Regions from separate parts of the Homo sapiens genome. Here region 2 is linked to region 1. Evidence: chromatin contacts called from ENCODE Hi-C or POLR2A ChIA-PET data. All regions are on one chromosome and are shown on one strand. The core of a region is the stretch at or near the end of the contact, and the rest is flanking DNA. Distances in the headings are between cores, read along the strand shown. Region 1 overlaps ZCCHC7 (zinc finger CCHC-type containing 7). Region 2 overlaps ZCCHC7 (zinc finger CCHC-type containing 7).

Region 1 (2,700 bases), core at 2-2,501:
GTTGATAAGTATTTTTCATTCAAAAGCCACAAATGTTTGATCTGCATTAAAAAGCTATTAAAAAATCAATTCTAACTTACAATTTACTCAAATACCAGTGGTTTCTTAGATGCTAATAATAAAGCACTATATGAGCTATTACTTTTATTCCTAATATGATTGACATATCTTTTATGAAAGAAAGTCATGTGCACTGCAGGAAATTTAAAAGCCCAAAATGTTAAAGCTCTGAATATAAAATTTAACTAGCAGACTGACTGAAATACTAGATCTCTATTTTTATTCTATTCACTCTTCACTCACCTTCCATTTATTTTCTTGGGATTTGTTTTTTCCCCCCACTCTTATTTTTAATTTTATGGAATAATAAGATACACCCACCTATAGCTCTACATCAGCCAATATTAGACACTTTCAAAACAGCTTGCTTGCTTTATCTCTCTTTCTGTATTTGCTAGGTATTACCTGGTTAGACAGAAAAACAAAGCATTAAATGAAAGTGGTTTTTATGGGACAAAATGTTTTTCCATTACATTACAATGTCTATTATCCTAGTGGTCTTAAAATGAAACTATATTATATTCCTAAACTTCCCTTCAACTGTTTTTGAAGTAGCATAATTTGGAGGTGTTTGGGTAGAAATTATCGGGGCTAACTTTTTAATATTGCAATTATTTATTAAATTGATATATATAATTCAATTGTTTACAACAGTTACTATCATATGAAAGATACTATAGAAACAGAAGTCCTAATGAATTATCTTTGGGATAGCCTGGTCTTCACCTATACTTACTACTGTTATTTGAATGTTAATTTCTGGACCTACTCTATTAGATAGCTAAAGTTAATTAATTCAACTTTAAGTTAAGAGAGAAGATACAAATAGTTGATGTTATTCCCTATGTTTTTAAAATATAAGGTCAATCAATATAAGTACCCACAAATTTTAAATTATTTAAATTATATGAGCATCTGACACTGAGGCAGATTTTCAACTTAACATCTATTTACTTCTTTCAGCTTCCACTGAAGTCAAACACCAAGTAATGAGAAGAGAAACAAAATTTTTAAATCTGTCCTTATCATATTACAAGCACATTAAAGACTTCTCTCTTATTTTCCAAAGAGCTTGAGAAAATGTTGAGCAGCAAAAACTGCATTATTCTCTCAAAAGAAACTACTTTCCTTTTTGATAAACAGTAAACCACATGAGGAAGTTACCACTGAATTACTTCCTGTTACTTGAAAATGTTCTAACTAATACAGCTACCACACGTTTTTAGTTTTTAAAACGAGGGTGGGATAAGTAAAGGGAGGCTTAATTATTAGACAATAATAAAGCAGGCCTAATTTACCATATGGCCAAGACAGCCATTTTTCATTTGGAGGATCTAAGTCCTTTTCAAATTATAATGAAAGAAAAATGTAGAACAATCAAACATGCAGACTTTGTAGAAAAGTGTTTCCTCAGAAAATTGGATACACAAATATCAGAAAGCAAGGGCCATCCATTCATTATGCCTGAAACCAAAGGAGGAAAAAAGCCTACATACAGAATCTGTAAGCTTCATAACTATTGGGATCGTCAAATTTTTAATATTCAATTCCATAATAAATTATTCTAGGTACCAAAAAACTACAGCAGTAAGCAAAGGACTTAATACAATGATATAATCTAAATAAGGTAAATAAGGTACACCAAAAACTCTGAGATAAATGAAGCAACTCTCGAAGAATGAGTTAAAATAGTAATCGCACTTGCTTAAATTAGTATTTATCATTTCTAATGTTTAAAATAAATAAAATACCAAGTCTGAATCAGCCTACAGGTATATTCACTTAAAGATGAATGAATGTGAAAATGTGTGTTCTACACACTTCAACAAGATATAAGACCTACTGTCCAAGATAATTATCCACTAGCAAAATAATTCCTATTTTAATTTTGGGTTATATTCCTTGCTTTTAACAGATCAGCATCTCCAATTCAATTTATAGGAACAATTTTTGTTCAAAATTTAACTGAGGCATCTCAATCTATTAAACGAGGAATATTACTCAATTGAACACTGATTTTAATAAGAATTTTTTTAAGTTAAGGATCTAAAGCAACTACCAATCTAATAAGTAGTTTTAAAAGTTGGGTATGCTCCTATTTTCTGAACTCAAGCAAGTTTGCATTTTTACTTATTTATAATAGCATAAAGAATCAACTTTTAGGCTGCCTCCTTTTCAATTAAGGCTTGTTTACACCTGACAACTATCTTTATCCCAGAACTCTAATGTTCTGCTTTTAATAGCTCAATCTATGTTTCTATCCTAGAAACTGAAAAGGTTTTTTAATTTTGGAGCTTTTTGGTATGTGCCCCTTCTGAACGATAATTACATATTCACAGCAAACTAAATACAATCTTAAGAAGTATGTACAAGAATCTGAAGTAGACTTCTAGAAACATAAAAGTATTATTTGATATAATAAAGACAGTCTGTTTTTCAGATTAAAAAAATACAACAGGAAAAGGAAAATTTTAAACAATTTACTTAATTTTGCCAATTTTCAACATGGTCCCTTTTTTAATCAAGGTCTACATATTTGAAAAGTTGACTATTAAAATTCTTAATGAATTTAAAAGTACTGCTGTTAAAACTTCCCTTTAGCCCATTCAGCCCCTTAACTAATCAAACAAAGAAACAAAT
Region 2 (2,798 bases), core at 240-2,739, 51 kb before region 1:
TCCTTCACTCTACCACCTATCCTATCTAACCAAACCCAGGTTTTACTCAGTTCTTTCTTACTAATCTTTCAAATTTATCTCCTCCTCTACCTCTTCCCTAAGATACTGTACTAGAGACTGCAGAATATACACAAGTTTGAGGGAGCAAGCTCTATCATTAGGACCTCCCACTTGAACAGAGGAGGCAAAGACAACATAAGTATGCCAACTGAATTCTTTCTCTTTTGGCACCTAACACTTTCCACTTTGTATTATCTTAATTCCTCATAGACTCTAGATCTTTAAAAATGAGGAAGACTAAAATAGACAGACGGGTGAGCACTCCAGGGCAAAAGTGACCACAAAGTAGGCTCAGAGGAAGGGATAACAGCAAGTTGTTCTGTGACAAAGAGAAGATGTGATCGGCTGGACAAATGAAGACAGAGACCACTAGGCTGATACACTGAGTTTGATATGAAATGTTAATTACCATTAAAACTTTTTTATTGAGGCATGATCAAATCTGTAGTTTACAAAGATTACTCTGGTTGTAACATTCTGGGAGAAAATAAAATTATTCAGTCTGAGAAAGACTCCATAGAACAAGTGATATTTTAGCTGGGTCTATTCATCTCACAGGATGAATAGAAGCTTTTTTGAGGAAGGGCTCTGCAGAATGATGAAATAAAATGAAAAAAGATATGAAAACATAACAGGGCACCACAGATTCTAGGACAAGTAAGAGGGCCAGAGTGGTTGGAAAACAGGTTATTTAGAGAAAGAGGTATCAGATTTGAAAGACAGGCTTAGGCTTTGTTATGAGGAACACTACAGTTTCCCATTTAATTACAAATTTTGTCATTTTATAAGATGGGAAATTCCCCTTTTTCCTTATAGACAGTCATAACATCAAGTGATGGGTGATTCAACAATTATTCATGATGACAGTGCCAACATCCCTGCTCATATATTAAATGAGACACTACCTGAAGTAGATAAAGTATCCACAATTTCACTTCAGAATATTTGGCTGCTATGCCAAAGAGACAACCACTTATAGTTGTCACTGGCCCAGATCTCACAGATCAGATTTCGGAAACTTTTTTTTTTTAACAAAACATCAAATCCAGAATAGTGCAATTGCTGTTTTGACTTTCGAAACAGAGAGGACTCCTGCATAGGAAATAAAAGCCAGGACATTCATTTACAGGATGGATTGTTTTACATTCTTACATTAGATCAAATAACTGAATTATTCTGGGTACTGCACACTTAATGACAAATCTACATCTCTGAAATCATAACACTGAGACTGGCATTTTCGTTTCCAAAATAAAAAACAGTTCACTGTGCCTTTCCTTCCAGACTGCACCCCATCACTCATCATCACAAGCTAGCATCAAGTGCTTTAAATAACAACATTTTCAATAAATGTGAACTCGGTTCTTTTTATACTTTGTTATAACTTCCTGTGTCTTTGACATATTCAAGAAGTGAAACTCATGCATAGCATGTTTATATTATTCCCTCCTTAGCAAAAGCTCACAGACAATGTCAGGTCTGGAGAGATAAGAGCTGCTTCCAGGACATGAATTCTCATGAGGATTAGGCAACCACCATCTGGGGCTCCAGAGTTTATCTGTAGCAGCTGCCTTCAAAGTATCACACTAGAGGCTGGGGGTGGGGGGAAGTCTAATTTTAAAGTGTTTAACAAGTTCCTCTACCTTGGCTTTGATTATCATTCTGGATTGTTTTTTCCACCTTATAAAAATAAAACATAGTGACCTTTTCTTCATAACACACAAATAACTTAAAACAGCACTATGTATTCAAATGATGAACTCAACACATACTCAAATGTTTAATACGTTACAATATATAACAGAATTTTTAATAATAATTTTAATAATGACTAAAATACTACCCAGTACCTAATGTTGTCATTAATACAAGAGCTTTATCCTTCACACAAAAAAGTGTATCCCCCAATTTTTTTAATTTCTACTGAGAAGGCTACAGATTAAAACAATATCCTAGATATTTTGGGAGGGTTTTTTAAATGTCCTCAAACGACATTAAAATAATCATAACACAATTTTATTAAACAGAAAGCTTTTTAATCAAATATTTATATAAAAACAGGAAATTCAAAAATGAACACAGGGCAAAAAGTTAATTTTAAATGCTCAGCTTTAAATAATAATCTGCTAAATCTGATTACTACATTAAGTTTTATAGTGCTAAAAATGGTCACTATGTAACAAAGCTAGATAGCAAAGAAAAACAAAATAGAAAAATCAAACAAAATAATCTCTATAAAGAATAGGTTCTACTATAATAAGTCCCAAAATCGCTGCACCACTAAAAATAATGCCTTTTTCTTTGCATCAGGTCTCCTTCCATTTAAAATATTCTTCTTTACCTGCCATAAAAATCATGTTATATTTGTTCATTTGAACAACCTGTGACAAAGGACGTACTATTAAAATTAACTAGACAAAATTATTGTTAGTTCCATCAGAGATCTGGCAAAGTGGCTGCATCTACAGATAAAGTTTCACTATAATAAACAGCTTTTTAAAGAACAGTTCACTCTCTTTCATTGTTCATCCAAAATACATAGCAAGCCTATTGTTGTACTGGACAGAGTGACCCAGAGAAACAAAAGGCAGAGGTTTGAGTGTGTCAAAATCATAAAACTGGCACATTATTTGATTCCTGGGATTTTCTTTCCATGCCCAAATATTTATATATATTTATATATCTGGGCCTGACACAAACATTCTAGTCTTATTTTTTGAAGTACCCTCATAATTCCT

What was found. Hi-C counts contacts between places; a loop is a spot of excess contacts on that map. ChIA-PET counts read pairs that join two places held with the same protein, here RNA polymerase II (POLR2A). Pooled maps may share reads with other maps.
Region 2: a map of B cell shows a loop between it and region 1 (2.6-fold over the local background). The contact joins two enhancer-like sites. A Hi-C loop is called at or near these places in 10 of 168 maps with a recorded cell type or tissue (A673, B cell, GM12878 and 6 more), 32 of 37 single-sample maps with no recorded cell type and 20 of 50 pooled maps. POLR2A ChIA-PET finds 5 or more read pairs at or near these places in 10 of 52 experiments (A673, AG04450, Caco-2 and 7 more).

What each region holds. Positions count from the first base shown.
Region 1 is chr9:37,145,127-37,147,826 of GRCh38, reverse strand. The region is part of intron 2 of ZCCHC7 (zinc finger CCHC-type containing 7); the gene reads right to left. Among named protein-coding and RNA genes, the nearest start is that of ZCCHC7, 26 kb to the right of the region's middle. Within about 2 kb of position 1,251, at least 8 of the 41 ENCODE cell types and tissues checked have a DNase peak (open chromatin) inside an H3K27ac peak, as active enhancers do; they include A673, B cell, GM12878 and 1 more, where a contact is called at or near this core.
Region 2 is chr9:37,196,047-37,198,844 of GRCh38, reverse strand. All of the region lies in intron 2 of ZCCHC7 (zinc finger CCHC-type containing 7), which reads right to left. Among named protein-coding and RNA genes, the nearest start is that of ZCCHC7, 77 kb to the right of the region's middle. Within about 2 kb of position 1,489, at least 6 of the 41 ENCODE cell types and tissues checked have a DNase peak (open chromatin) inside an H3K27ac peak, as active enhancers do; they include A673, B cell, GM12878 and 1 more, where a contact is called at or near this core.